Regions from separate parts of the Mus musculus genome. Here regions 1, 2, 3, 5, 6 and 7 are each linked to region 4. Evidence: chromatin loops called from intact Hi-C (ENCODE). Cell type or tissue: heart. All regions are shown on one strand. Region 1 has its middle 40 kb from the start of Ttc34. Region 2 holds the start of Prdm16 (PR domain containing 16). Region 3 has its middle 7.0 kb from the start of Actrt2. Region 4 overlaps Prdm16 (PR domain containing 16). Region 5 has its middle 83 kb from the start of Ttc34. Region 6 overlaps Prdm16 (PR domain containing 16). Region 7 has its middle 71 kb from the start of Ttc34.

The links. Peaks named below come from ENCODE experiments on the same cell type or tissue, not always from the same donor. Only the 100,000 strongest peaks of a DNase experiment are listed, where the experiment ranks them.
Region 1: it touches region 4 in a loop (7-fold over the local background); 13 of 42 quality-filtered maps call a loop at or near these places.
Region 2: a loop joins it to region 4, with 7 times the contacts of the local background. A loop is called at or near these places in 8 of 42 quality-filtered maps.
Region 3: a loop joins it to region 4, with 9 times the contacts of the local background. A loop is called at or near these places in 14 of 42 quality-filtered maps.
Region 5: it touches region 4 in a loop (5-fold over the local background); 3 of 42 quality-filtered maps call a loop at or near these places.
Region 6: it touches region 4 in a loop (4-fold over the local background); 10 of 42 quality-filtered maps call a loop at or near these places.
Region 7: a loop joins it to region 4, with 2.4 times the contacts of the local background. A loop is called at or near these places in 3 of 42 quality-filtered maps.

What each region holds. Positions count from the first base shown.
Region 1 is chr4:154,795,841-154,799,840 of GRCm38, forward strand. No RefSeq gene overlaps it. Among named protein-coding and RNA genes, the nearest start is that of Ttc34, 40 kb to the right of the region's middle. In heart, a CTCF peak has its summit at 2,170 (motif pointing left); no DNase peak of the experiment used is centred here; H3K27me3 peaks cover 2,494 bases.
Region 2 is chr4:154,633,763-154,637,762 of GRCm38, forward strand. Prdm16 (PR domain containing 16) reads right to left here and starts at 3,111. Exons shown (of 17, transcript NM_027504.3): 1 at 2,961-3,111. The coding sequence starts at 2,997. It overlaps 5930403L14Rik (RIKEN cDNA 5930403L14 gene), which reads right to left and starts at 2,605. Exons shown (of 1, transcript NR_045643.1): 1 at 1-2,605. Prdm16os (Prdm16 opposite strand transcript) reads left to right here and starts at 3,818. Exons shown (of 2, transcript NR_168731.1): 1 at 3,818-4,000. In heart, CTCF peaks have their summits at 996 and 2,492; DNase peaks (open chromatin) are centred at 1,209, 2,129, 2,539 and 3,109; H3K4me3 peaks cover 4,000 bases; H3K27ac peaks cover 3,985 bases; H3K27me3 peaks cover 1,790 bases.
Region 3 is chr4:154,672,829-154,676,828 of GRCm38, forward strand. No RefSeq gene overlaps it. Among named protein-coding and RNA genes, the nearest start is that of Actrt2, 7.0 kb to the left of the region's middle. In heart, a CTCF peak has its summit at 1,952 (motif pointing left); no DNase peak of the experiment used is centred here; H3K27me3 peaks cover 3,767 bases.
Region 4 is chr4:154,327,272-154,331,271 of GRCm38, forward strand. It overlaps Prdm16 (PR domain containing 16), which reads right to left. Exons shown (of 17, transcript NM_027504.3): 13 at 1,393-1,562; 14 at 989-1,163. Among named protein-coding and RNA genes, the nearest start is that of Arhgef16, 29 kb to the left of the region's middle. In heart, CTCF peaks have their summits at 1,778 (motif pointing right) and 3,325 (motif pointing left); DNase peaks (open chromatin) are centred at 1,790 and 2,920; H3K27ac peaks cover 2,566 bases; H3K27me3 peaks cover 1,113 bases.
Region 5 is chr4:154,752,314-154,756,313 of GRCm38, forward strand. No RefSeq gene overlaps it. Among named protein-coding and RNA genes, the nearest start is that of Ttc34, 83 kb to the right of the region's middle. In heart, a CTCF peak has its summit at 2,365; no DNase peak of the experiment used is centred here; H3K27me3 peaks cover 272 bases.
Region 6 is chr4:154,391,624-154,395,623 of GRCm38, forward strand. All of the region lies in intron 3 of Prdm16 (PR domain containing 16), which reads right to left. Among named protein-coding and RNA genes, the nearest start is that of Arhgef16, 94 kb to the left of the region's middle. In heart, CTCF peaks have their summits at 1,228 (motif pointing left) and 2,325; DNase peaks (open chromatin) are centred at 1,968 and 2,458; H3K4me3 peaks cover 528 bases; H3K27ac peaks cover 3,959 bases; H3K27me3 peaks cover 1,676 bases.
Region 7 is chr4:154,764,462-154,768,461 of GRCm38, forward strand. No RefSeq gene overlaps it. Among named protein-coding and RNA genes, the nearest start is that of Ttc34, 71 kb to the right of the region's middle. In heart, a CTCF peak has its summit at 1,894 (motif pointing left); no DNase peak of the experiment used is centred here.

The sequences.
Region 1 (4,000 bases), 470 kb after region 4:
GGAGACAGCGTGTCGGGGAAGAAGCCGCTTAGTCTCCGGGATGTAAGAAGATTGTTGATATACATTTCCCTTCATGGGGTTCAGAAGAACACCCCCACCTTTGAAAGAATTCAAAGCCAGATGGCAAAGGAAGAGAGCGGATGCATTGCCCACCTGAGTGGAGCTCAAGCGCGCTTGCCTGCTTCCTTGCTTGGCATCCCCATGCTTGGCAGCACAGGTTAGCCCAAGATGCCTGGAGCTAGGCACACACTCTCTTGACATTCTGGAAGAGGATGCTTACTCTCCGGCAACAGCCGCCATCTTGGAGCTAGGTGATCACTCGAATGTCATCCTGAGCCTGGCGATTCTGGGGAGGAGCACTCACCCTCTGCTAACTTCTATGCCCTTAAACAAAATGCATTTTCTGTAGCATCCATTCACGGTCACGGCCTCTTGCTGTGACGGATGTTACTACCCCACCCCCAAGCCTAGTGAGCCTTCAGCCCTCGGCTGGGTTCCAGCTGCCCCATGCACCCCTCCACAAAGAAAGATAGCTTTGAATCATCATCAGGGGGCTCTTGGTGGCACGGAGGGCTCCAGACTCATGATCCCAGTGGAACAGAGGAGGGCCGAAACCCCCACCCCAAAGCTCAGATTATGTCCCTCGCTGTTCTTCCTCGTTAGTTTGGAGTCACTCTGTGCTTTCAAAGATTCATTTCTCATGAACCTTGGGCCAAAGAGGTGAGAGGAGGGCAGGGCTGATCCCAGGAAGCCCACCTGTTTGTCTAGCTTTAGTCTGTTGAGCTGTCTGTCTGTCCCTAACTGTTCAACAGCTGGACTCAAACCCCCTCACCTCCTCTTCTTCCATTAAATGTGTCCTCCATAAAGATCACAGATTTCACCAGACCTTCAGGAGAAACTAGATATGGTAGAAAACTCCTGTAACCCAAGCAAACTCTCGGGAGTTTGGGGAAACAGAGTCAAGAGTTCCAAGCTAGCCTGGGCTGTAGAGAAGACCCTGAGAGCTGAAGGCTTCAGAGAGTAATAGATAAGAACATGCTGGCCCTGGGACTGAAGGTGGCCCCAAGATGCAAGAAGCAGCTTAGAGAGTCAGCTGGACGCTGGCCCTCTTATGTCACTTTTGTGGGAGATACTCACTAGAGGTTCGGAATCTTCTAACAGGTTTCTCATCTGTGGGATGGGTCACCTCACAGCTCATCTAGGAAATATAGAGACTCCACCTGAGGGAGGTAAGGTCCTACAGACCTTTTGTGGCTTCTCTCCAAGACCCACCAAGCCTCTGGTCCTATCTGAAGGAAGGGCTCCTGGCAGCCTCGTCTTCCTGTCTCCTGGGAAACTTTCAGTGTGGCCTGGGTCAGAGCAGGAGTCTGTTCCCAGCCAAAGCAACACACCAGGTGTGGGGATGCGGGGACCTCTCTGGGCAATTAGTTACTATCAACAGGCTTTGAGCAACCAGCCAGATGGAAAGCCAGGTACTCATTGTGGCTATCGCTAACAAATTGATCATTACCACGTTGATTTTTAAGAGTTTGAGCTCAAATCCCAGTGAGCCATAGATAGATTCAGCCCCCAAATGAACAGAACCTTTAAAATTCAAATCAATCTCATCTGAGTTTACACTAAATTTAGCAAATGGAGTATATCTCTGACCCACTGGCTCCACAGAGTGCCCAGCCCTTCCAGGTGCCCATGTGCACCACAAGCTCTGATGCCACCAGGTGTGAATCTTAGCACCCACCAGAGTGCCACCTCCTAATTAGGGCAATTGTGTCTCTCACTCCAGCCTAACACGGACGATGCCACATCCGTGCCCTTTGGACATCCATCTGAGTTCACAGATGGCTTAACACCTATTCTCTGGAGGGCTGATAAATGCAGCTTTATTGAGAGTGAATAGATGTGAGTGATCATTGCCCCAGAAAACATCTGTCTAGCAGACTAGGCAATCACACACCTCAAACCCTGTTCACAGATGAGAGAGAGAGAGAGAGAGAGAGAGAGAGAGAGAGAGAGAGAGAGAGAGGGAGGGAGGGAGGGAGAGGGAGAGAGAGAGAGAGAGAGAGAGAGAGAGAGAGAGAGAGAGAGAGAGAGAGAGAGATCCTGGATTCCCAACAAAAGGTACCTAGATGTGGGAAGACGTCCTGCCCACTGGGTAACTATGCTGCCCTCTAGTGGACAAGATAAGCAGCGCCTTCACGGTAGCTGTTCAAGGTTTGGGAGAAGGACCTGCCAGGGGCCTTTAGATCACCAATGCTAGGTTGGTGGCCTTATGCTGTCCCTCCTGGTAGTCACAGAGCAGGTTTCCATGTGTGAGCTGGTTTGAGCACGGAGGCTTCACCCAGGTTTTCAAGGAAACTACTGAAGCTCTCTCTGACTTTGGCATGTGTTAGGTTGGGCCCTCTCTAGCTGTAGCATATGACCAGGAGGGGGGAACTGACAGTCTCACGAAGAGGCTCCAAGGCCCTTGAACCCAGTGAAGTGATTGCAAGTTAAGGCCACTCCCTAGGACAACAGAGATCAGTGATGTGGGACCAATAGCACTTGCCAATAGAGATGGGGAAAAAAAACTTCCCTCCATCTCTAAAACTGTGATGATTTGGTTACAAAGACAAAAAACAAAAACAAAATCCCACATACTGTCCCTTCAGTAGACCTCATGTTTTCCTGAACCCTAACCTGAGCAGCCCAGAGGGGTGGCAAGAAGGTATTGGCCTCTCCAACTTGCATATGAAGAAATGAAAGTAAGTTATATCTCAGATCCAGGACCCAATACAAAGGCCCCGTTCAGGATGGGGCCCCAGCCCGGCCCTGCACACACAGGCTTCCTGGTCCCGAGGATACCGGCTCTGAAAGCCCAGAGCTATCCCTCCCCCCCCCCCCGACCCCCACCCCCGGTCCACAAGAAGCTACCAACTTGCACTTAAGTTGGGCGTTTTCCTTAGCCAACCCCTTCTTGACACTTCAAGGGTGAGCCCCGTGGCTGGTTATAAATAGGTGAGACCTGTCGGACCCCGGGTGTCTGCTGCATGACCCAGGCAGGTAACCCAGCCTCTGGAATCCCTCACTGCCTCACAGTGACCCTGTGGCACTCTCCCAAGGAGGAAGAGCCCATGACCACCATCTTTAAGATGAAAGACCCCAGGTATCTCCTGGTGGATGCTTGGGATGGATCCACCTCTCTGAGGGATAGGACAGCTGCACACTGCCCCTTCAACCAGACAGTGCCCTCTCTCCCTTTTCTTTTCTTCCTTTCTCCCTGCCCCAGCCTAGGCAATTAGGAGTTCCATTCCAGCCTATTTCCCTTAACATGCCCAGCAGTCTATACTCAACTGTTTCCTTCTTTTTGGACACTACAAGATGTTCCAGGCTCCCTTCCCCACCTCTGGGATGGCTGTTCTTCCTTACAGGATGATGGACATCTAGGATGCTGCTGTTCTTATGCTGCTGGGTGACCTTGTAGGCCCTTGGTATATTGAACTAGTAAAAGGGAGCGGACACCTGCCCCTATGTGACCAAGTACATGTACCAGTCTGTGTGCACAAGTCACTACAAGTGCATGCCTATATAGATTGTGTGTGTGTGTGTGTGTGTGTGTGCAGACTGTAGTCATGTATTGACATACCTATCTATATACAGGTATGTCTATCTGTGCATGTATATGTGTGGGTATACACTAACTCATTTATATGCATATATCTATACGTCCATAGGAAGAATGTGGGGAAGGCTCTGACAAAGCTAGAGAACTGGACAAGAACATAGACCCCAGTGTTGATGGGGAGGAAGAAAGGGGAGAGTCTAGGATCGGGGAGCCAGTGGCTACTTTGCCTCATGGGTATTTGACATACTGTATGCCTTCCTATGACTTCCACAACGCTGACCCTCATTGTAACAAAGATTCCTTGAAGATATCAAGACAGTCAGTCTTTGGAAGGACCAACTGGCTGCCCTGAAAAGCCACCTACCTGGATCTAACTAACATGTTTCTGTGAGTCACCTT
Region 2 (4,000 bases), 310 kb after region 4:
AGCAGCAGCACCAACCAAGCCCCCAACTGCCCACCTGGCTCACACCAGTGTTGGAACAATACGCTATTGTTAAATTTTTCGTTCTAAAATATGGGGTCAAGACAGCTTCAGGTCCTTACTGGCCAGCACTGGCCCAGGTTGAGTAAGGGGACCCCTGATCTGAACCATCTTCACTTTGCCCAGGCTCAGGCTTAGCTAAACTTCCCACCAACTGAATCACAGTCCTCACTGGGGAGCTTCAGAGATTTCTGTCCTTAGGAAGCTCAACAGAAGGATCTACTCTGGGCCCCTAATTCTACCAAAAGGGCCAACTGAAAGGTCCAGCTTAAACAAGCCATGCAGACAGAGGTCTGGAGTAGGAGCACCAGGAAATACAAACGAAATTATACCTCAAAATGCACACCCCTGGGACAACCTCACACCCAAGCCCTGTGTCCTGCCGTTACATCCATTGGCCCATCTGTCCTTCTGTCCTCAGGACATCTCAGTCACAGCTCAGGGGCCCGAGTAGTATGAGGGCAGAACAAAACCCTGAACCACCATGACCTTGCTCCTTCTTCTATCCCCTGACCCTGTCAGCCAGTTAGGAGGCTTCTGGGCTGGCTGCTGGTCACTCTTGCTTCAGGTAATTGAGTCAGGTTCCCAGGAGCCTTCCACAGTCCCTTAAAATGCTGTCTAAAGAAATAAGAAAGTCTTCAGTAAGCCCTGGGCCGTCTTCCATCCTGAGCCGCCTCGCCCTCTTCTTGAAGGGGTTTTGGTAGTAGCAGTAACAGTCACACAGCCTGAAACCAGGTCTCCAGGTTGACACTCAAGTGGAGACCCTGGGTCTGTCGGGCAAGCTCCTGTGGGTTGTTTCCAAGAACGCCCTGAACTGTGGACTCCCACCGGTTGTGTCCTTCGGTTCTTGGCCTCCAGAGAAGGCCTCAAGATCGTCGCTGGACGCCCGTTCTGGCCCTACATAGGGCCGGAGCCAAGTGACCTTCCCCACCTGGTGGAGGGAGAGCAGGAGGCCCAGCAGGGCGCCGAGCGGGTGTGGGCCTCTGGGAAGTTTCCGGGGCCGCGCTGGGTGCGCTGAGCCAGTCTCTCGCTTGCAGCGAAGGCGGCGGCAACAAAAAGAGCGCAGTCACTTTACGTCTCTCTCCTTCAAGCTTTGGTCTTTCCTCAGCGAGAGCCTGACCATCCAACCTGCAGCCAGGGGGTCGAGACTCCCAAAGGCTCACGGTACACACCGGACTCTAACAGTACACTGCACACCCGTTCCACGCGTCGTGGAGAGTCACCCAACACGCACACAACCCCTTCGCATCCGCTGGGAACCTACTGGCACTGTTCGCACCAAGAGGGGTCAGAGGTCATGGGTGGCCCAGAAGGCCGAGGTCAAGGGCAGCTGGCCAGGGAGCTCGGCAGGAAAGGGGCTCTTAACCGAGGGGCCACGAACTCCAACGGCGGAGCTCAGGGAAGCTTGGCGGAGGCTGGAAGTTGCTTTTCCCTGCAGAGTGGGCGCGCGGCCTAAGACAGCCGGGCCGCCGTGGGGCCAAGTTCCGTAGGGTCCGGAGCTCAAAGTGCCTGGCTTTTTCGGAAAACTATCGCGGATCCCACACCGGCTCGCTGGACTCACGCTCTTTAAGAGTTCGGCTCTGGAAGCCGCGAGGCCGGGCCAGGCAGGATCCTGCCCCGGAGGCGCAGACCGAACGGCCTGGTGATCAGGCAGGGACCTGGAGCCGGCCCGTGGTAGAGGAGGGGGCGGCGGGGGCGAGCGACTCGGATCCTCTCCGTACAGCGCTCAACGCTTCGCTGGAGCCGGACCGTGGCCCGAGCTGTTCGAGCCGCGCTTCCCCCGGCCGCCCTGCAGCGGGTCCCCACCTGCTGGCTGCAAGGGACGAAGCCCCGGGCCCGACTCCTGCGGATGGCGCCGGCACTGGGACGGGAGGGCGCGCTGGGCGGCTGCGAGACACGGTGGCCATAGTGCGGACGGCAGGAGCCGGCGGGCTGCGGTGGGGACCAGCCCGCTGCTGGCTGAGCGCACAGCCCCAGGCACGGCTCGAGGCGGCGCGAAAGAGAAAGTAAGCCCCGGGCCCGGGTAGCCTCGCCGGGACATTGGTCCCTCTGGGGCTCGCGGGTGCCGGGGACAGCATGTGCGAGAGGGTCGGAGCGAGGCCAAGCGAGGCAGGGCGGCGGGTAGCAAAGCGGCCAGTGAGGACCCCGCTGCCGGAGGCGCCGGCACCGGGCGGCCGGAGCGAATCGCGAGGATCACAGAGGAGCGCCGGCCACCACGCGGGGCACCACTTGGGAATAAACTTCAAGAGCACAGTTTCGAGCGCAGGAAAAAGTCTCCATGTTGCTTCCCCAGCGGCTGCGGCCGTCCTGCCCTTGCTCCCGGGGAGCCGGGTGGGCGCCGGCCCGCGCCCCCTCCTCCGCCCCCTCCCCGGCTCAGGGTCTCCCTCCTCTGAGCCCGGCTGGCGGACGCCAAAGGCGGTGCTCTAGCGCCCACTATTTCAAAAGCCCGGAATATGATTTGACCAGGACTGAGAGCCACTCGGAGAGAGAGAGGGAGAGAGCGAGCGAAGAGGAAAAGTTACTCTCCCCTTTCGTCAACTTTTCGCTAACTTTCGCTTTTCTCGCTCCTCCACCCCCGGCCCTCCCCCTCGGCCCCCCTCCCCGGCCCCCACCGCGCGCCTCGGGTTCCCGGGCCCGAGCGCCTGACACTGTGGGGGGGAGGGGGTTCTGCGGGGAGGGGGCCGGCGCCTTCGGGGAGCGCGCGGCCCGGGCGCCCCGAGCCTCCGCGCGGAGCCCGGCCGCCCCGGAGCGCGGGAGGCGGAGCAGCCCCCGGACCGCGCGGTCGACCGGGGGCCGGAGCCGCGGGCGCGCCGACCGCGCCCCGACGCGCACCCCTGGCCCGGGTACCCCGGCCCCGCGGCCCGGGCCCGGCGACGCGGCGCGGTCGAGCGCGGGAGACTTACTTTTGGCTAGCTTCCTCGCCCTCGCCTTGGATCGCATGGTGTCGGCTCGCGGAATCTCTCTCCTCCTCCTTGAGCCCAGAAGCAGCTACACACTATCTTCATCTCCCTAGCATTGTCAGTTTGGACACCTTCGCACATGCGCACAGAGCACTCAATCTGACACCCCTCGCCGGGGCCAAAAAAACTTTGCAATGTGTTCATCATCCTCTTCGTCGCGCCGCCGCCGCCGCCGCCTCGGCGCGGGATTGGGGGGCTCTCCGAGGCCTTCTCGGTCTTCACCTCACTTCTCTCTCTCCCCCCTCCCCCCCCCTTTTCAGCGCAGCTCGGAACTGGCCCTTTAAGAAAACATTCCTTGCTCGTCGCTCCCGCCCGGGGCCCGCACCCTGGACACTTTAAAAGGACCCAGGTAGCCCTGGAGGCGAGGTGACCGTCTCCCCGCCCTGGCCCTGCGCTGCGCAGCGCTGTGGCTCCTGCCCAAGCCGGGCCGTAGAGAAGACTGGCCCGCAGCGGGTTTCTGCGCGACTTCCTTGGATCTCCCCGCAAACGCGCTGATAGTTGGGACACGGGTCCAGGCTGCTTTTGCTGCGTTTTATTGCGTTTTATTACTAATTAAAAAGCTTTCGTTCGCCGTCGCCCCAGAGCGCTCTCCTCCCGAACTCCCCTCGGTCCCCGCCCGCACCCCGCGCTCGCGGAGGGGGTGTCAGGGCCAACGCGCCCTAACCCGGCTCCTCCGAAGCCCCCGCCGCCCGCCGCCCCCCGCGGGCCTCCCGCCCCCGCCCCTCCCCCCGCCCCCACCCGGTGGCTGCAGCTTCGGGCTCCGCGGCTCAAAAACAAACAGCCGAGGCGCCTCCAGCTCCAAGCTCTGCCACCGCCCGGGACGCCGAGTGGCGCTGGAGCCGTCGGTCCTCAGCCGGGCGCGGCGGCTGAGGCTAGCGCGCCCCGCGTCGGGGGGCGGCCGTGCGAAGGCCGGCATCTTGTCCTGGGCGTCTCGGGGCGTCCTGCACCTCTGCACCTCCGGGGTGGGCCCGTGCGCTGCGCTC
Region 3 (4,000 bases), 350 kb after region 4:
TCCACCCATCTATCCATCCATCCATCCATCCAACATCCATCCATCCATCCACCGCATCTATCCACCCACCCATTCATTCATTCATCCATCCATCCATCCATCCATCCATCTGCACATCTGTCTACCCATATGTCCACCCATCCATCCACCCATCTGTCCACCCACTCATTCATCCATCTATCTACTCATATATGGAACCCAATCCTGTGTATTAAGCTTGGCCCTTGTAGCACCTACCCTTCCAGCCTCACTTCTCTAGAGTTCCTAAGGCTACCCATCCCCCCATTGTGATATCCTGTGGTGACCATTAAGCCTGCTGCTCTACTCACCTCTGTGCACCACCAACATTGGGGGCAATCGGGAATTCTAGGGTTCCTATCACATTGTCAGGCAAGACAGAACCTGAAGATACTCCAACCTCCTACAGGCACAGCCTAGGCACTGGAATACTTACAGCAGCCTCGAGGGATATATATCACAGCCAACTGAACACTCTCCAGCCCTTCCGAACCACCAGTTCCATGCTTGGTCTCTGGGAAATTATCCCCACCTTTTCAATTTTGGAGAGCATTGTGTATCATTTATCAGAACTTTGAAAGAAGTATACCATCCAGAGTTGGGGGCTCTACCTCTCTCGACAGAGGTGAACACTGTCAGGCATGGGTTATTAGGTCCTTTCCCATGGACGTGTGTGGCTGGAAACCTACACTGATGTTTGGGTGTTCCAAATGCTATTAAAATGGAGCCAGGCTGTAGCATGCTCAAGAGTTATGACTGCCCATTTCCAGAGTTGCTGGAAATGCAACTCTCCAGGATTTCTCCTTGTGAGGTGTCCTGCTCCTAGAATTATCAACAGACACCAGTTACATCGTGCTTTCAGACACTCGAGTGGGCATCCCAATTTGGAAACCTCAGGAGTGAGGAGGTCTCTGGTTAATAGAAGCTGGAACTGAAGTCTGACCGTAAGGCTCAAGGGGGAGGGAGAGGTGAGCTCAGCTTCCGTGGGCTCTGTCCATTGCTGTTTTGAACTGCACAGAAGCTTTACCAAGTGGAATCTGACTTACCTTGAGGGCAGGGAGGGGGGGGAGGGGAGGGGGGGGAGGGGAGGGGAGGGGGAGGGGGAGGGGGAGAGAGAATGGAGAAAAAGGGAGATGGAGAGAGAAATGGAAACCAGTGTCCTCATTGTCATTTGTGAAAACCATTTTAGTCCATACTATGAGGTCAGGGCTACAGAATAGAAGTGAGACGACTACGCCCCCAGCTTGGCAATTCCAGTCTAGTTAGAACCCCTCATATACCACCCTGCTCCCCTCCCCCAAACCCCCAGTCATCAGCCCACACCATTGCCCAGTATGTCAGGTGCCTGCTTTCTGCTTTCTGGCCCTCGCTTCCCCGGAGGCAAGGGCATATGGCTTTGCAAAGTACTTCCCTGGTGAGTACAGCCAGCCAGTAGGGACACACCTAGTGAGAATGTTCCCAGTGATTGTCCATGGCCTCACTATTTTAAATGACTACTGCTACTGCTGCCCACTTCTTTCTTTTTCAAATTTTCTTGACCTGACCCAAACAAAGGAGGGTTTTCCTCTCAGCACCCAGGGAAAGCCCTGCCCACCTGGTCCCAGTTTTGTCTGTGGGAATCTCTCCTCCGCTCAGGTCATTCGTGCCCCACTGGCCTCAGCTTTGTTCATAGAGACACCTCCTTTTACTTCAGTTCCAGGCTGTGTCTGTGTTACTGTGTCCATGGGATTCCTCCCTTCTGGTCTTCAGTTCAAGGTGTCTCTGTGTCCCTAGCCCCAACTCTGTCTGCGGGATTCCTCCCTTCCCTCCCTTCCCCAGCTTGGACAGTTGGGGCAACTCGAAAGACAGAACCTAAGATCCCAGGCTAGTCCCAAGGGAGCTGCGTCCTGACCCTCTAAACTACAAAAAGCATTTTCCGCCCCCTGCTGGTGCCCGTGTGGAACTGCCGCGGGGTCTAGGGGTGGAAGAATTGGGGAATCTTGGACAGGAGCGAGTGGGCTTGTTAATTTCCGGGCAGCGCGGGACACTAGGAGAGAGAAAAAAGAATCAATGTTTGCTAAATAAGGGGAAAGCATCACCCTGTCTCAGCGGGGATGAGGTCTGTTTTCAAGCGTATTGCGGTGATTACCCAGAGGAGAGTCCCACCGAGTAAGCAAACACACACGAACTAGCCGAGCTAGCCGTCCTTTCCCCAAAGAGCTCTGTGGCGGAGTGCGTGTTAATGTGCTCCCTCCAACTAAACACGGCCAAGCTTTGGGTTTTAAATAGTTTATAGCATTTCAGATGCGGCTTCGAAGTCAGGCAGTCCCCAGAGAGGCCGAACAGACTTCTACACTTAGCCAATGATGAATAACCAAGAGAGCTCAGGGCCCGGAAGGATTCCAGGTTTAATTCAAATAATTTAAAATCTAATGTTGAAAAGAGCTCTTTGCATTCACGGGCCGTACCCATTTCCAGCTGGAGAAAGAAAAGGCTTTGTGTTTGAGGCTGAGGTAGGCGCGCTAACTGTCTTACCATGCGCCTGCCACTTCCAGCCTGCACGGCAACATTTTTCATGTTACAAATGGCAGGCTGTGATTCTGAAAGCCAGACACGATGAGGGGGCGGGTTGGGGGGGCTTGGGGGGGAAGATTTATCGTCGCCATGGAGTTTCAGCTCCAGGTGGAAGGATTTTGTCCATGTCCACGGTGAGATTGCTGCCTAACCACCCCTGCCAAGAGGAGATGGAGCCCCCTGGCCCAATGTGCACGGTCTAGGAGGCCCTTAGGAAATTGACAATAGTAGGCGCAGAATCGAGCAATCCCACTTGGGCTTGCCTGCACTGCATGCAAGTTCTGCTAGTTTAGAAGAGAAGGGGTGTGCCAGGGGCTCACTGGCTGGCAGATATACCCTGCCTGCCCAAGGCTCATCAGAGGAGGAAGCTCCGGGGCCACCTGTTTCCTTCTTGTCTGGTCTTAGACCAGAAGTGGGCTTGGGTCCCGAGAGACTGAACACAGAGGCTTGCAACCTCCCCAGCCTTTGCCTGGACCATGCTGAGAATCGGGGAGCTTGCAAGCCTTTGTGTGCTCATGAGGTTGGACTATATCCCCCCAGCACATACACAAACTTACATCACTCAGAATTTCAGAATACAAATTTACCTGTAAATTGGGTCTTCGCAGTATAATTAAGTAAGCTAGAACTAGGTGGGCCTCAAAAAGTGCCTCTGGCACCCTCAGAAGCAAGGAAAGGGATATGTCGGGAGGATTTGACAACAAAGGTAGAACGAGCATGTGACTACAAACAAAGGTGCATCCTGTATCCAAGAGACAGAAAAGTCAGCTAGGTTGTGGTGGCGCACACCTTTAATCCCAGCACTTGGGAGGCAGAGACAGGCGGATTTCTGAGTTTGAGGCCAGCCTAGTCTGCATAGTGAGTTCCAGGACAGTCAGGGCTACACAGAGAAACCCTGTCTCAAAAAAACAAAACAAAAAAACACAGAAAGAGAGACAGACAGACAGACAGACAGACAGACAGACAGACAGAGACAGTCCCTGGCCAGATTCTCAGAGGATGCCTGGACCTGGCTTTCACCCTTTTACTCCAGACATAAGGAATCCTCCTGTTCTAAGCTGCTCCATTTCTGGTCTCTTGTTAAAGTGGTCACAGAAACATGTCTGTCAATCAGATTCTCAGCTCTTTGCTTAAGTCACAGAGCCAATCATCTAACAAGTGAATATGCACGTGCACCAGACTGTATAGGGCACACCAGACTCTATAGGGCACCTCCCATTCTGTGCTCTTCTGGGAGGGGCCTTGGATGCTCAGGTTTCTTGAAGGTGTCTTCACTGTGACCTCACACCAGGTAGGTAGGTCATCCTTCAAAGCCATCTTCCCTTGCCCTGACATCATCTTTTAAAGAAAATCCACGGGAACTTAAGGTACCAAAAAGACAACATCTCAGTCCAGAGGCTATCCCAACGTGGGTGACAAGGGCTTGAGG
Region 4 (4,000 bases):
CAAGTGTCTGAAGAAACACATCTCTGGAGAACCCTCCCTCATTTCTTCAAAGTGGATGGGAGCAAGCTAGACCCTGGTGGCACAGAGCTGTGGCCCATGATGGCTCATGCAATAAGGGATGGGTCCTGGCTCTAGGTTCTGGGCCAGTTTTGAGTCAGCAAGTCATGCCACCCCCCCTTTTTTTTATAGTATTTCTTTTTTTTTTTTTAAAGATTTATTTATTCATTATATGTAAGTACATTGTAGCTGTCTTTAGACACTCCAGAAGAGGGAGTCAGATCTCTTTATGGATGGTTGTGAGCCACCATGTGGTTGCTGGGATTTGAACTCCGGACCTTCAGAAGAGCAGTTGGGTGCTCTTACCCACTGAGCCATCTCGCCAGCCCCTTGTTTTTATTTTTTATTTTTTTGAGACAGGGTTTCTCTGTGTAGCTCTGGCTGTCCAGGAACTCAATCTATAGACCAAGCTGCCTTGAACTCAGAAATCGCCTGCTTCTGCCTCCCAACTGCTGGGATTAAAGGCGTGCACTGGCAAGTCATGCCACTTCTATGAGCCTCTGGTTCTCCTCTTCAAAACTGGAGACCCTTCTTGAAATTTCTTAGGGTTTAGAGAACTTCTATATTTCAATGACTTCTCTGATCAGTTTCATTTCCTGGGATATGGAGGTGTCCGTGCCGAAGGGAGAGTCCCCACGTAAAGGAGACACTGACATTTGGATGTGAGGTGTCAGAGAACACCTCTGTAGCCTGGCTGAATTCCCCCTCTCTCTGTTTCTATGTCTCTGTCTGTCTCTGTCTCCCTCTCCCTCTTAGTGGAAAAGTGGTTGCAGGTGTGCACATGGGGAGGTTGGTAGGGAGGACTCTGCTTGTTTTGGGACCTCCTTCATATGGGACCTAGTACCATCCAGGGGTGGAGATTCATGCATCCTGGACAATACCATTAGAGGAGCTGAGTCTAGACCTGCCTGGGTTGGCTTATTTTTCTTACCGTTTGTCCATTCGAGTGGATGCCTGGTTCATCTCGCTGTTGGCGATGAAGTTTCGGATCTCGGAGAAGTAAGAATCTTCCTTCTCATCTAAAAGTGCATGGTTGTCCGACTCGGAGGTGGGGGAGGAGGCGCTGGTGCCCAGGTGGTTCGTGAGCACCCCGGAGTGCTGGCTCACTGTGGATGGGCTGAGTGTCAGGGGCATTCTTGGGGGCATCCAGCCCTCACTCAGTGCCAATGTGCACTTGGGGTGATCTCAGGGAACTGTTTCTTAGAAAGTTGTTTGAGGGGTGATGTTGCCCTTGCTTGCCAGGTCTCTTCCCTCGCCCCTCCTCCGCCACGCCCTCTGCCGCCACGCCCCTCCTCCGCCACGCCCCTCCGCCGCCACGCCCAACACCCCACCCACCTGGTGCGCCCTCGTGTTCGTGCTTCTTCAGGTGCCGGTCTAGGTTGGTCTGCTGCCCGAAGCAGCGGTTGCACAGATGGCACTTGAACGGCTTCTCTTTGTTGTGGATGTTCCTCACGTGCCGCTGGAGGTTGGAGGAGATGCTGAATGACCGGTCACAGTACTTGCACCTGGAAAACAGGTGCGCCTTGCCTCAGAGGAGAGATCAAGTGCCGTGGGAGCTGTGTCCACTGTGGAGTCCCCGAGGTCACCTGACTACCCAGCTGGAGAGTTCAGACATGTCCTAGGATTCTATTCTTAGAGACATCTAGGCCAGGTTTTAACTATCCCTGAGCTCTATACTGGAGGGAGTAAGATGCTGAGATAGTGCGAGGTGACATTCTTTATTCAGCCTCAAGAGGGCAGCCTTGAGCCACCGAAAGATACAGAAAGCTGTTCTGGCTGGTTACCCTGAGATGGGAAAGCAGCCCTCTGCTGACTGAAGACCCTGAACCAGCCCCATTTCACTTGGGGGCTCGTGGTGGCTATCTAATGCTCTTAGTAACCCTGGAGGTCAGGTGGGGGGATTTTGGGACTGTGGTTTCGATGCTGAGGCCAGCTAGTAGCCATATTGAATCCTTCAAGCTACTATGGGCTCCTGTGTGCTCAGAGTATTGCCTGCCACACCCCCACTAGGTTGACCAAGCACTTGGGAAACCATTTTACCAGAGAGCATGGCGCAGTTAGAAGCTGTGGTCAGTGAGAGACGTCTGCTGTGTGGCTGCCCTCCAGGCGTGGCCTCGTTGGCCCTAACAGCAGAGAACAGAGGCCGGCTCTCTCCCAGTTTTATAACAGGGCCCAAGCAATACCCACAATAAAGAAACCAGGCCCAAAACAAAGAACAGTGCGTGATTTAAGAAGGGACCTTCCAGGCTCCGCAGCACATGTGAGGCGCCCTGGAAAGGAGCGAGCTGTGCCTTGTGGGAGTCTGAGCTGCGGTGCATTGTGGGAGTCTGAGCTGACAGGGCTTCCCCGAGGGCTGTACACACAGACGGACCCTGCAGCAGGGATTCTGTCTCCGTGGTGTATTTTTTTCTGCATCCATGTGCATCCATGCAGTGTGTGTTTAGTATAAGTGCATGTGTGTGCTCAGGTATATGAGCACACATATGCAAAACAGTCGTCAGAACGCCTTTGGGCGCTTATCTGGATCTCGGAGGCACACACACAGCACTTGAAAACCGTGTTTGTGCGAGTATATACTTTCATATTTGGGAAATGAGCCCTGCTAGGTGACAACACAACACACAAGATTTCCAGCGCCAGTGCTGTGAGACAGGCTGCCTTCCTCTCTAGAGCCAGAGCCTGCTATGTCAGCCTCCGTGAGGGCAAAGATGGGGGGGGGGCTTTTAAAATTTTTTTCACCCACATGGATGTGTGATTGTTCTAAATACAGCAGGCTTGCATTCCTATGGGCTCTGCCCCACTGCGATTTGGGGCTGGTGGCAGGCTCTAGAGTAGCACACTGGTCACGAGCCTCTGTCATGTGGTTGCGGACGTGCCCGAGGACAGCAGGGGCACAGCCAGGAGGGGCTGTGTCAAAGCAGTTTTTATAGCACTGTACTATCCAGTACAGGAGGAGCCAGGCTCTGGATGGACCCTGGAGGTCTGTGTGGGCCCCTGCCCAGGGTGTCTGACTGTGTTTCTGTCCCTGTTGAGCTTAGAATACTCAGGGCCGCATTTATTAACTTTGCCCTTGGACTCTCAGAGCCTGCGAATCCTCTGGTCCTTGGATGCCCCATAAAAACCAAGGAAGTTTAAGGCCCCAGAGAAAGGGATGCTACTCTGAGAGGGGCCCTTCCTCCTGTCCAGGCCCTTCGTTCAGGCATGTGACCTTCCAACCTTGAACTCTTGTGTCGCCCCCTTGTGTATGGTTCCCTTCTTCAGTAGGTCCCTTCAGCCTCCAGCCTTGTCTGAGGCCAGGCTCCCCTTGCTCCTGCTATACTTTTAACTGCCTCACCAGACTTGTTTATCACAGGTCTGGGCCTCTACTGTATCCTAGGGAGTCCTGAGTGGCCTCTGGGGCACATAGGTGTCCTTGGACACAGCCTTTCTTCCACAGTCTGGGACACAATGTGACTCACATGACCACCTGCAAAATATGCCCGGATGTGACTGTTGGTTCGCACACCTGATGTTGCACAGCCTGAGCAATATCAGGTCTCGGTCCTGCTTGCTCTATAACCCCCTGTGGATGCAACATTTCGGAAGGAATTTCACCTCTCACCTGCTCTCCCCACACACCCTAAAACATAGCGACACCTTGACAGGGCCAGGCCCAGCTCTTCCTGCTTTTTTTTTGGGGGGGGGGCGGGGAGGGTGATTGCTCAGGAAAAGAAACCTTGATTTGTATCTGCGGAGTAAAGCCAAGGCTAAGCTGCTCATGGGACTAGGAGTTCCCTCAACAGCACGAGTCCCCTGCAGATGCCACAGGTCACCCAGGCAGCCCTGGTCTGGCCTGCCCGTCCCTCGGAAGCACGTACATATAGCTCTTTTTTTTCCTTTTGTTTTGGTTCCTCGGGAACTGCAGAGACCTCTGACAGCCCCTCTTCCTATGCAGCAGCACCGG
Region 5 (4,000 bases), 430 kb after region 4:
GTGTCCAGGCGCTGTCCTCTGTGCGTCAGGGAAGTGGAAGCTGTGGACGGGACTCCGTGGCAGCCATGGCTTTGACTCACATCCTCCTCTGCCGTGGACTCTGAGGTTCCCAACGGCTGCCACTGAGCCAGGCTTGGGGAGTCCTTATCTGAAAGGGGGAAGTTATTTGGAAGTAGAGTCTTTGCAGATTTGATAGAACCGGGATGACGAAGGATTAGGGGTTCCAATCCAGGGGCTGCTGTCTATATTGGAAAGGGACAGACGTGTACTGAAGAGGCAGAAAACAGCGAGGTGCGGCCACAGCTAAGGATCGCTAATGCCCCCGAGGCTGGGGAATGTAGGAAGGGTCCTCCACAGCAAGCAGCGCCCCACCTGGGCTTTAGAACCAATTCCCCCACCCCACCCTGGTGTGTAAGAGCCAGCTGCTAGGGAACAGAGGGGCTGCTTGATGAATGAAGAGTGGCCAGGCGTTCCTTAGTGAAGGATGCTTAGTGAAAGAAGCAAGATGGGAACCTGGGCTTTTAAGCTCTGGAAACAAGGCCGGGGATATAGCTCAATAGTAGAACACGTCTGGTATTTGTGGGGCCCTGAATGCCTCTCCTAGCACCCCATAAAGAAAAATTGGGAACAATAAATAACAATAGGAGACTGAGACAGAGTCTCCCAGTCTCCCAGCCAGCTCACACTGCAAACTTCTCCCGAAGTGACAGCCACTCCCAACCGCCCAGCTGCCTGCACTAAGTCCTGGTGCCCACTTTCCCGTCAGCATACACCTTCCCTTCATTTATTTATTTTCAGGGGTAAATAAGTGTTTCCTTTTGTTCCAGCAAATGGCTCTCCCGCGTTTTTGCATGCTTTAAATATTCACACATGTAAAAGAATGAAAATGCGCCTCCTTGATTTATTATTAAAGGAGGTTTCTCTCTGATAAAGCAGAAACCCCCCATCTGAAGGGGAACTTACATTTTATTTCCATTAAAGCCTCTCGTTAAAGTTTAAAACCTGCTTTGTCCCTGTTCTTGAGGATTGATATTTCCGTCTGTCAGGGAACACGATTGTGCTTGTCGACATGACAGGAGGGAAAGAACCAAACAGGAAGGGAAATGCCAGCCTGTCAGCCAGCCAGCCGTGATGGGCTGAGGCGACATGGGGCGAAGACGGTGGGGTGGGACGGGGCCACTGCCCGGGGTCAGGACCCACGTGGGGACAGGGCCTTGGAGCCTGGATTCTAGGATGGCTGGACCAAAGCACCAAAGAAAACACACCACAAAATTTTCCATGGCTGATGGCAGTAGCAGATTGAATGCAAGACCAGAGAGCCAAGGAGAGCAGCCCATAGACCCCAAACGGGCTAGACCCAGGTGCACACAGATGCCAGCATGAAGATACAGCTGTGTGCCCATGGAAGCAGGCACACACACTAATACCAGCTGTTTCTGCATCCACACATGTACACACACAGCTGTTGTTCACACACACACACACACACACACACACACACACACACGTGTGCATACAGTGGCTGAGACAGCCAGGAGTACCGACCTAGGCTAGGTTTTGCTTGCTAGAGAGTCCAGCCTTAGTGACTGGACTTAGTAAACACTTAGTTCACAGTGTTTCAAGGCTGGGAAGGCCTTGGGCCTACGTTGAGGGGACACTCAGAAACAAGTGTGTGCAAACACATATGGTCATTCACAAATGCAGGTAGATAGGTGGGTGTGATTCAGAGGAAGGCGCATACATGTAAAAGCATGCATGTGTTGTGGTGTGTGTGGCTATGTGTATACATGTAAGAGCATGGCCGTGTGCACGTAGGAACAGACTGACGGTGAAGAGGTTGGGGTGATCCCGTGAGGAGAGGTCTCCACAGAGCCTCGGGCAGTTGCAGCTAGACCCCAGGCTGTTCTCAAGCTGTCACTGAGGACGGGCTTGGATAGTTTACACTTACTCCTAGAAGTTCTGGACACACTGAGTTCAGCATTTTCCAGCCATTATCAACTCTGCTGTGCTTCCCACCTCCAGCTCTGGGTCCACGTTGGAAGATCCCTGAGAGACTCAGAAGGAGGGCACATGTCACATCAGACTGACTGAGGGGAAAGAGAACGTGTCACCCCAAACAATCCCAAGGAAAGGGGGAACTGAGTATGTGGTTCAAGGTTCTGGACCAGAGTCAAAGTAATTAAGGGTAAGTTCATGTTTTGCTCTGGGCTTGGCATTGAGGGTGATGTGTGGGCAGGCTCCCTACACCCACGCCACTCCAGCCAGGTTGGCTAGCTGACAGACTCTTCCCTCCTGGAGGTTAACCTGCTCCTCCGTCTTTCCCGGGAGCCCTTTCTGGTGCAGCAGCTCTCTGCCTCCCTCCAGAGCATCCTGGCAGGTCCTACATGTTTTCTGTGGGCTATGAATGGGGCAGGCAGTGTACACACTTTCTGTACGCTCTCAGAACCTCGGGCTTCTGCCTGTGCGATGAGTCCCAGCCTTCCTCCAGGGAACAAGCCCTCGCTGTCGCCATTGGCCTGTCTTGTTCACAGAATGATTCTGCAGAGAAACAGGCAGGCTCTCTTGGCCGGTACATAGAGATGCTTTTTTGATGCTGGGGTCAAGTTGCTGAGGAGGACCAGAACAGAAGGCTCAAGGGCCATGTTGCTCCCAGAGTGGACCTTGGCTATGGCTACTGGGGAAGCTCACCTAGTGAGATTCTGCTGGGGAGAGTGGGGAGCCACTGCAGGTAGAATGAGGTTGGAGCCCCGCCTACTGGCAAGAAGCAAGTGGGTAGATATCAGACCTCACCAAGAACCAACTTTCTCCTCGATGCCCCGGTGTCCACAGTGGCAAGTGACAACTGGGGCTGCTGGTTTCCAGAAAGCATTATCAAGTGGCAATCAGTGAGGTGACAGGCAGGGAGCCAGGGTGACATGGGGGAGAAAAATAGAAAATAAGTCCTTGAACATCAGCCCAGTGATGTGTTCCAAGGCTAGCTGGGCTACAGCTCCCAGCATCCTCCCCTTCTAGTCAAACCCAGAGGAAGGAAGAGACAGAGAGTCAGGTCTGTGATGTACATCCCTGTACTTTCCTGAGATGATGAGGTAAGCTGGCCCACTGAGGGAGAGCCCCTAAGCATTCCTTTATGGAGTGAGAGGCTTTAAATTCAGGGACATGGTGGGTGCTATCTTCCTGTACCCTGAAGCCTGTGTCAAATCCCAACATCAGAACCTCCTGATTTAGCTCCCTGTGAAATAGAAACTTCCAGAAGCATGACCTCAAATGCCTGTTCACATACATCATCTCTAGAGAACGTATGAAGGTGACTATGGTCTGAAAGGGAATTTGAATTATCGGGCCCTTTGCTAATGTGGATGTGATGCAGGCCTGGACCCAGGAACTTAGAGCAGGCCTTCTCAACCTGTGAGCCACGACCCCCACCCCCCATGTGCAAACAATGTTTTTGCTTGAGACCATTGGAAAACACAGATATTTACATTGATTTGAAACAGTAGCAACAAAAATAATTTTATGGTTGGGGTCACCACAACATGAGGAACTGTATTAAAGGTCCACAGCATTAATAAGGTTGAGAAACACTGATCTAGAGGCCTTCTTTCCCCCTGACAATTGTAAATAAGCCTCAAACATGGGGAAGATAAAAATGGAAGCCCAGACTTCAGGGTGGGTTCACAGCCCCTCTCAAGTCCCTGAGAACTCCAGCCAGCAGTCAGGGGCCACTCTCGAGCTAAGTCTCTGAGAAAGTATCTCTACTCCATCACAGGAGACTGGCAAGTGGAGATGAAGGTGACTCCATGACACTGAAGAGCATCCTCCACCAAGGATGTCAACCACCACTGGGAATAGCACCCTTCACAGGAGCTCTGTAACCTCTGTTGAAGGTTGCGGTCATATCCCACTCCCAACACACACACACACACACACACACATACATACATACATACATACACATATACTGACACACATACACACATACATATACACACACATATGTGAG
Region 6 (4,000 bases), 64 kb after region 4:
GTTATCAGGGAACCTCTGAATTTTCCTACCAGTTCCCTGGCCTTTCTGAACGGTGTTTGATCTGTGGTACTTATGTCAAGCCTGTGGTCATCAGACAGCTAGTGACCAACAAAGGTTAAGACTGACCATCCTTCTTCTATACCTGACACGCCTTCCTCTGTGTTATCACCAAGGGTCCTGCAGAAGCCCCGGCCTGCCTCTTGAGGGCTGGCTATACAGTTTCCTCCCTAAACATAGCAGTCCGGAGCACATAGTGCTCAGAGCTCTCTAGGGTGCCTTCGGAACACCTGTGCCAAGCAGAGTCCTTTCTATTCAGAAAAGCCAGAGTGACTCTGTAGCCATGCCCTACCGGTAGCTCTGGTAATCTAGGGGTGTGAGCTAGCACTGGCTGGGGTCTCCGAGGAGCACACACCTCTGTTAAGGCTAAACTCAGAGGCCTGAATGGGCTCCATGAATGTCCTCCAATGGACCTGCTCTACAAATGGGTGATGGCCATTCCCAGAACACAGAGCTGGCCTGGCCAGCCTGTGCCCCAACCCAGAGTGCCGCCAACCAGCCATACCACACATTTCCTGCTGTCTATTTTTGGAAATGATTTTCTGACTTTTTTTTTTCTCCCAGGCTCCATCATCATCACCACCACCACCATCATCATCATCATCAAGAGCTGAATGTTACCCTGAGCAACTTTCAGGGCGGGTCTGCAAGACTGGGTGTGTGTGTGTGTGGGGGGGTCATGCTCCCCACAAGTGTCCTACCTATTCTGACACAAAGAAAGATTGAGGCCAGAAAGAGAGAACTAGATACTAAATTAAGAAATTTCACAGATGTAAAGTTCTTATCCTGGGAGGGAGGGAGGGAGGGAGGGAGGGAGGGAGGGAGGGAGGGAAGCCAGACCTCTGGGAAGCAGTGTTCTAAAAAGACTCAGCCTTCAGCTGTTCCTAGATGAGGCTGTCTGGAGGCTCAGGCTCCCCTAGTTGCTCCCCCTGGTCCTGGCAGGAATTCATCCTAGTGATAACTACTGCAGTGGTTCTCAACCTTCCTAAGGCTGCAACCCTTTAACATAAGATTCCTCCTGTTGTGGTGATGCCCCATACAATTATTTCATTGTGACTTCATAACTGCCATTTTGCGATGGTTATGAATTGTAATGTAAATATCTGATATGCAGGATATCTGATATGCAAATCTGTAGCCCAGGGCTCTTGGTCCCAAGAGGCCATGCTGCCCCCTGGGGACTTTAACATATATTACACTTGGACTGGATATCTCCAGATGGGGTCCTGACCCACCATGAAGCCTGGCTTCAAACAGAGATGGTAACCAAGCAGGGAGCCATAGGGAGGCTGCTGGGAGCAGAGCCTAGCCTCCTTTTGCTCTCAGATTTTTCTCCCCTACTCCCTGCTCAAAAACAGACACCTAGACAGACACCTAGTTCAGTCTGGTCTGAGGGCATTCTTCTGCCCCATTGGGAAGCCTCTTGCAGGTACCTGAGCAAGCTAGGGTCACACAGTAGGCCTCCAAGCCAGTATGGTGGAGGGCAGAGTCCAGGCCTCCCGGAATGCTTAGGGCAGTACAGGAGGAACCTCAGCTAAGAAGCCTCAAAGCTGAAACCTGAGTGGGAGCCACAGGATGTACTGCCCGAGGCTGGCTTTGACAAGGGGCCCGAGTGCCCCCTCCCCACCAACAGCTGCCCTCCCTCTCTTCTAGCACAGGGCCCCAGGTCCCTTTCAGCTTTCTCAGGATGCCCTAGGGCTTAAGATGACAGCCCTGAAATGAGTCTGGAGCCCAGCCCCTGCAGGCATTGGAGCTGGCTGCTGTGATGGGGTGCTGGGTGTTGACAGGCAGTGGCAGATGGCCCCACTTCCCGTGGCTGTCACTTTGGGAACCTGACCTCCAGGTTAGGAGGGCAGTAGCTTTGGCGATGACCTCATTAAGCACGGTGGCCACGTCAGCACCTTTCCAAAGCCCCTTTTATCACTCACAGCGGGCCAAGCTGGTGCAGCCGCGTCCACACCTCCTCCCCGACACGGGCTCTATCTTATCTCTTTCGGGTGGGGACCCTTGTGGGAGCCAGGGAGCAGGCCTAGGAATGCTGAATCCAGACAGCCAGGCCATCAGGTGTTGACACGGTGGGGGTGGGGCAGGGGGAGCCAGTGTGATTTCTTGCTGGTGAAATTCTGCAGCAACACATTGATTTCTGGCTCCAATAACTCAATGATCACTGCAGTAATTATTCACGGACAGTGTGTTGTGGGAGCATCGTCTCTGACTATCATATTCCCCAAATCAACATCTTTGGAGGGCCTGAGCAGGGAAACAGCCTGCTGCCGATAGGGGGCGGGCTCAGAGCACTGGCTTGTTGGAGCAGTGGGAGAGGCTGGCCCAGTGGGAGGAGGGGAATCCACACCATCCTGGGAAGAGCCGAAAGGCTGGTGTCAGGAGCCAGGACAGGGCTCAGTGGCACCTGACATTCAAGGTCACCTCCCAAATGGGGCTTCATGAGTTCAAAGGCTCTGGGGCAGCCCGTTCTGTCTGTCCTCTCTGTTGGAGGCCAGCAGAGGAGGGTGTCTTTGAGCAGTACTCAAAGTGGGGGTCCCTCCCACTGCTCTGAACATTTAGCAGCATCCTTTGTGAGCAGCAGAAGCCATGCCCACTGGTCTGAATGAAGACTGCCCTTTGTCCCAGTGTCCTTGGCTGTGTGTTTTGGGGATGGTGCTGAATAGTCCCCCCCCCCCCCCGTTTCTCTTTCTACTTTTCTGCTTGTTTCAGGGCATCACACAGAATACTAAAAAGTGACCCGGCCAGGGGCCAAGCAACGGCTGGATCATAGCCTCCAGGAAGCCCCGGGGCCCTGCATGAGAGCAGTGAGGATGGACAGCACAGCAAACACAACAGCCGGGAGTCCCTTGGGCATGCTAGGGTCACACCAGAGACCTGGAGCTGGGGTGACTCACCCTGCTCTGGGTCCCAGCCTTCCGGCCTATGGTCTTGCCAGAGGCCCAGTGGCCTGACTGGCAGCCTGGTTCTGGTCTCTTCTGGAACAGATGAAGCCACTGCCACAAAGCCTCAGCATCCAGGTATCCATGGGGACCCAGAACTCAATAGTGGCCCCAAGGATGACTAGACGTAATGCCAAGATGCCAAAGCTACAAGGAATGAGTCTCTCTAACCATAAGACCAGGCTCTGGCTTCCCTTCCCTTGCCCAGCCCAGGGTCCTCCAGGAATCAGAGCAGTTACAGAGTCAACTTTAGGGAGCACAGGCTTGGGTTTAACTCTTTAACCCGTGGGATTCTTACAAGTCCCAGAATTGCCAGGTTATATCAGATCTTTGGAGCCCACTGTCCAGAACTCCTCTGAGATCTCACTCTGCTCAGGAATGGAGACAACTCTGATTACCTGCTGCTGTCTGGGCCCTGTGGTCCTTATTGCCCCAGGCACTTGATTATCTGTGTGCATGCAGAGCCCTACCTAGTCCAGCAAGGCAGGGCAAATCCGGCAGCAGGCAGGCATATGCAGGGTTCTGAGCTGTTTCTAAGTCAATGCCAGAGTACCCAAAGACTCCAGGTCCATTCTAGGGCCAGATCTACACACAGGCATTGGGCTGAGGTCCCTCAAAGCGCCTGCCTTATTCTAGGCATCTGTCCATGGCAGAAACTCACAGAACAGTCATCATGCGATCAGGAAACATAGTCCTGACCCTGTTACAAACTCCTGTTCTCAGTGCCACAGGCTAGGGGCCTCTATAGTTGAGACCTCTCTGTCTTTCTGGAGAGGCTGGATGGGCCTCCAGCTGAGACGCTCAGCTTAAGGTGAAGTTCCGAAGCATCCCCAAGGCCTGCACCAAGAACTTGCATCTCTAATGCAGGGGCCTTTGTATCCTTAATCCCCACCCCTGCTCCTGATTTCTATGATGCAATAGCCTGCAAAAAGCCAACTAGGGAAAGGGGGTTTATTTTAGCTCACAATTCTAAGTTACAGTGCATTATTGTGGGAAGT
Region 7 (4,000 bases), 440 kb after region 4:
GGGCTGACAGAGGCAGAGAGCCACCCTCTCCTAGATTTCGCAGCTGCTGCTGTCACAGATCCCACAGCCAGAGAGAATCTTAATATAACACACACACACACACACACACACACACACACACACACACACACACACCGTTCTCTCACTGTTCTGGAGGTGGAAGTCAGCCATCAGCCTCACCGAGCCACACTAAAGAGCCAACGGGGGCCAAACTCCCTCCAGAGGCTTCTGGGAAAATCCTGTATACATCCAGCTTCTGGTGGCTGGAGACATCTTTGATTTCTGCTAAAGACAGGCCTCCCTGATCTCTCCATATCACACGACTGTTTCCCCTAGTATCATATTCTATTTCTCTCATTCTTTGTCTCTCTGTCTCTCTTTATCTGTCTCTCTCTGTCTTCTCTCTCCCCTCTCTGTCTTCTCTCTCCTCTCTCTGTTTCTGTCTCTCATTCTTTGTCTCTCTGTCTCTGTCTATCTGTCTTTTCTCCTCTCTCTCTCTCTCTCTCTCTCTCTCTCTCTCTCTTTCTGTCTTCTCTCTCCTCTGTCTCTGTCTCTGTCTCTCTGTCTCTATCTTCTCTCTCTGTCTCTGTATCTCTGTATCTCATTCTTTCTCTCTCTGTCTCTGTCTGTCTTCTCTCCTCTCTCTCTCTCTCTCTCTCTCACTCTGTGTGTGTGTGTATCATTCTCTTCTCTCTCATTCTTTGTCTCTCTGTCTGTCTTCCCTCTCCTCTCTCTGTCTGTCTCTGTCTGCCTGTCTGTCTCTCTATTTTCTTTTCTTCCACTCTTCTGAAAGTTAGCCTGAGGTCCAGCACCTGAGTGAGGCCTTCAGCACACACACATTCACCCCTCTGACCCAAGATTTCCATGTTAGCAGGAAGGTAAACATGGCAGCAGCAATCCATAACCGCGGAGATGAGGAATCTGTGGGCATCAAGAGCTCAGGGTGAACCATGCAGCTCAGACTTCAGACTCAGACTCTCCAGACAGTGTCTGTGATGTAGCCTGCTTTCTTTCCCACACCTCAGTGCTATCAGCATATACCCTCATGACTTATGATGAAGGACAAGCACAGACCAGACTCAGAGGGATATTGAGCCTTTTTCTGTCTCCATCCCAGAAGAATTGCAATAGATCAACGGTCTAACTAGGAAAGTCCTGAAAAGCAGAGGCCATGAGATAGAGAGCCAGCCTGAGGTGTGGATGTGTCTGAGGTAGCCTGCATGATCCAGGGATTAGAGATATGAAGCTCATATTGTCTTAGAGAAGGAACGGGGTGCATTTTGGGGGGACATCTATAGCCTGTACAAGCCTGGAATATCCACAGATTCCATGAGTTCTGTAGATAAAATCACGCAGCAAAAGGCCCGTTCTTTTTCCCTAGCTACACAGTACTGCCCCAGTGATGGGAGCTGTCACCAGTGTCTACCAATAAGGTATCTTTAGGTCTACACCCCAGAACCTGTGACAGAGACTCATTTTGAAGCAAGGTCTCTACAGGTGCAATCAAACTTAAAAGGTTAAAGTGGGCCCTGACTCAGTGACTCGTGTGTCTCTAAGAAAAGGAAACGTTAAAGGAAGACGGTGGCCTGGGAGAAGCAATACAAATACCCCAGGCAGAGCCTGGAATAGTGTAACCACAAACAGGGACTCTAGGAGCCCCTCGGGAGCCCTCGTAAGTACAGCCCTGTTCCCAGCTCAATCTTAGCCTTCCAGCCTCCAGACTTCTGAATCTCTGATCCAGGCAGATCATGGGCCTTCGTTCCAGCAGCACATGAGTTGCTCTGCACAGGCTCAGCCGTGAGAGCAACCCTCTTTACACAGGGACAACCAACCTCTGCCCTAACCTAGGACTCACCTGTCAAAGCAGAAACCACCCCAGGCCCTCTGGTGGCAGCCTCTGGGATTTGAGTCACCTCTGTACTCTGGTTGCTTTCCTAGATCCTCACTGTCACAGGTCCTCTTAAGATTTTCCCTAGATTTTCCCAGGGCAGTGCCAAAACATGTGGCCAATTGCCAGGCCTCCCTACTGTCATATGTCAGCATAACAATGTTATGTGCCCAGGCTAGCTGCAATGAGAACCAGGCAGCATGATTCCCACCCAGGTAGTTCACTCAGCAGCCTAGTAGGAGTCAGTTATCGTTATGATACAGTGGGATGACCCTGCTGTAACCTGCTGCTACGGTTTGTGTTTTGGAAAGCAAGGTGAGGCTCTGTTCCTCCTGGGGCCAGACTCGACAGGGCCAAACTCAGGTTCAGATGTACAATCATTTCCTCTCAGCTCCCTCACTCCAAGACTCTTGCTCCTGTCCCTGGTGGCTTTAGAGTCTGCAGTTTATGAGTTTTAGTTCCTGGGAGAGAGGAACACTTCACCAGTGACACGGCTGTGGTCATGTAGAAACAAAAGCCGAGGCCAGCAAGTGTCCATTAGGATGCTGTGTGTCAGGCAGAGTAGATGGACTCCACATCCTGGACAAACGGGTCCTTGCTATCCTGGTGAGAGACACCCAGAGTGTCTCCGGGTGCTGCCAGGTCTTCTTAAGGAGACTTACAGCATGAGGAAGGAAGAGAATATTAGGACCTCCAAAGATTCAGACCCATCTTCAATAATTCTCTGGGGCTACTGGAAGGGGAATGAACTCCAGTCAGTGGAGATGCTAGAATGAGCATACAAGACATAGAAGATAACAATAAATATGGACACTGCACGCCACCAGCTCTAGGAGGTGAAACCACGGCTGCTGTGCACGTGTGTATACATTTTAATGTCTGAGTAGATGTGTGGCTATGTGCAGATGTGTGTGCAGGCTTGTGAGGAAGACATGCATGCCTGCATGTGTGCAGTGGTGGAATACACATGTATGTGCACATTTACTCATGGCAGCTTGTTCTTGTGAGTGTGCATACATTGTGTGCATTTGCTTATAGATAAGAGTGTGTGCGCACTCGTGCAAATGCAGAGATGCATTTTGTGTGCCAGTGTGTGGATTGTATGTTTGCATGTTCGTGTCCATGTGCAAATATGATCCTTTGCTCCTCCACATGTCTGTTGCTTTGGGGTCTCGTGAAAGTTAACAGTGGTCAGCAGGACAGTTTAATTTACACGTTACAGAATATGTGAACAGTGTCACACCTGACCCTGGACAGAAACCAGCCAGGCCCCGCGACAGTTCTGCAACACTGTCGGGAAGTGAGTACCCTGGCTGTCATCTTTCATCTCCCTTTGCCCAGAGAGAAAAATAGTCCATTTGTCTCACAATTGCTCACTGTGTTTCTGGCCAGTGTGAACTGGCTGCTCCAGTGTTGGCAACCAACATACATGTGTGCGCAGCCCTGAGAGGCAGTGAGTGCCTATCATAGCCTGGTATCTCCATCCCAGGTCACCCTTCACTCTTTGAGGTACTTCTTCTCCTTGCTTACCTCGAGTCCCCTGACAGCACTGAGAGGAGGAAGGGACACTGGATCTAGGAGAAGGGCTTTTTGCTTCGGCCCCTTTGGTTTTGTTCCAGGGCATGGGGCTCATCCCCAGTGACTTGAGCCTCTAACCTCTGACATTTGCAAAACCAGCCACAGGAGCACCCCTCTCAAGAGGTGACCCAGAACTGCGAGACTGTCCTCAGCGCAAGCATGGTAGCCTCACTGTCAGCTGGTGTCTGTCCCCATTCTCATTAGGAAAGGCTTCTTAGCTCTAATGGTCCCTTGGCTGCCAGTCCTCCTGAGATCATTGCCTTTCTTAAAGCCCATCCGTCAAAATGCCTGGCATGACTGTGCTCCCAGGAATCCTGACACCCCTTTGGATCTGGCAGTGACCACCAGTTCAAGAAGGCGGTTATTTTTTTTTCCCAAGTAGATTGTTAGGAGCCCTGATAAGGCATTCAGAGGTCAGATGGGAATATCTAAAGAGTTTGCAGCCTTGCGCATGCCACAGCTTCTCCAAACACCCCAATACACCCCAACTCAAGCAGCCTGACAACAACCTCTGAGGACTCCTGTACGCTGAAC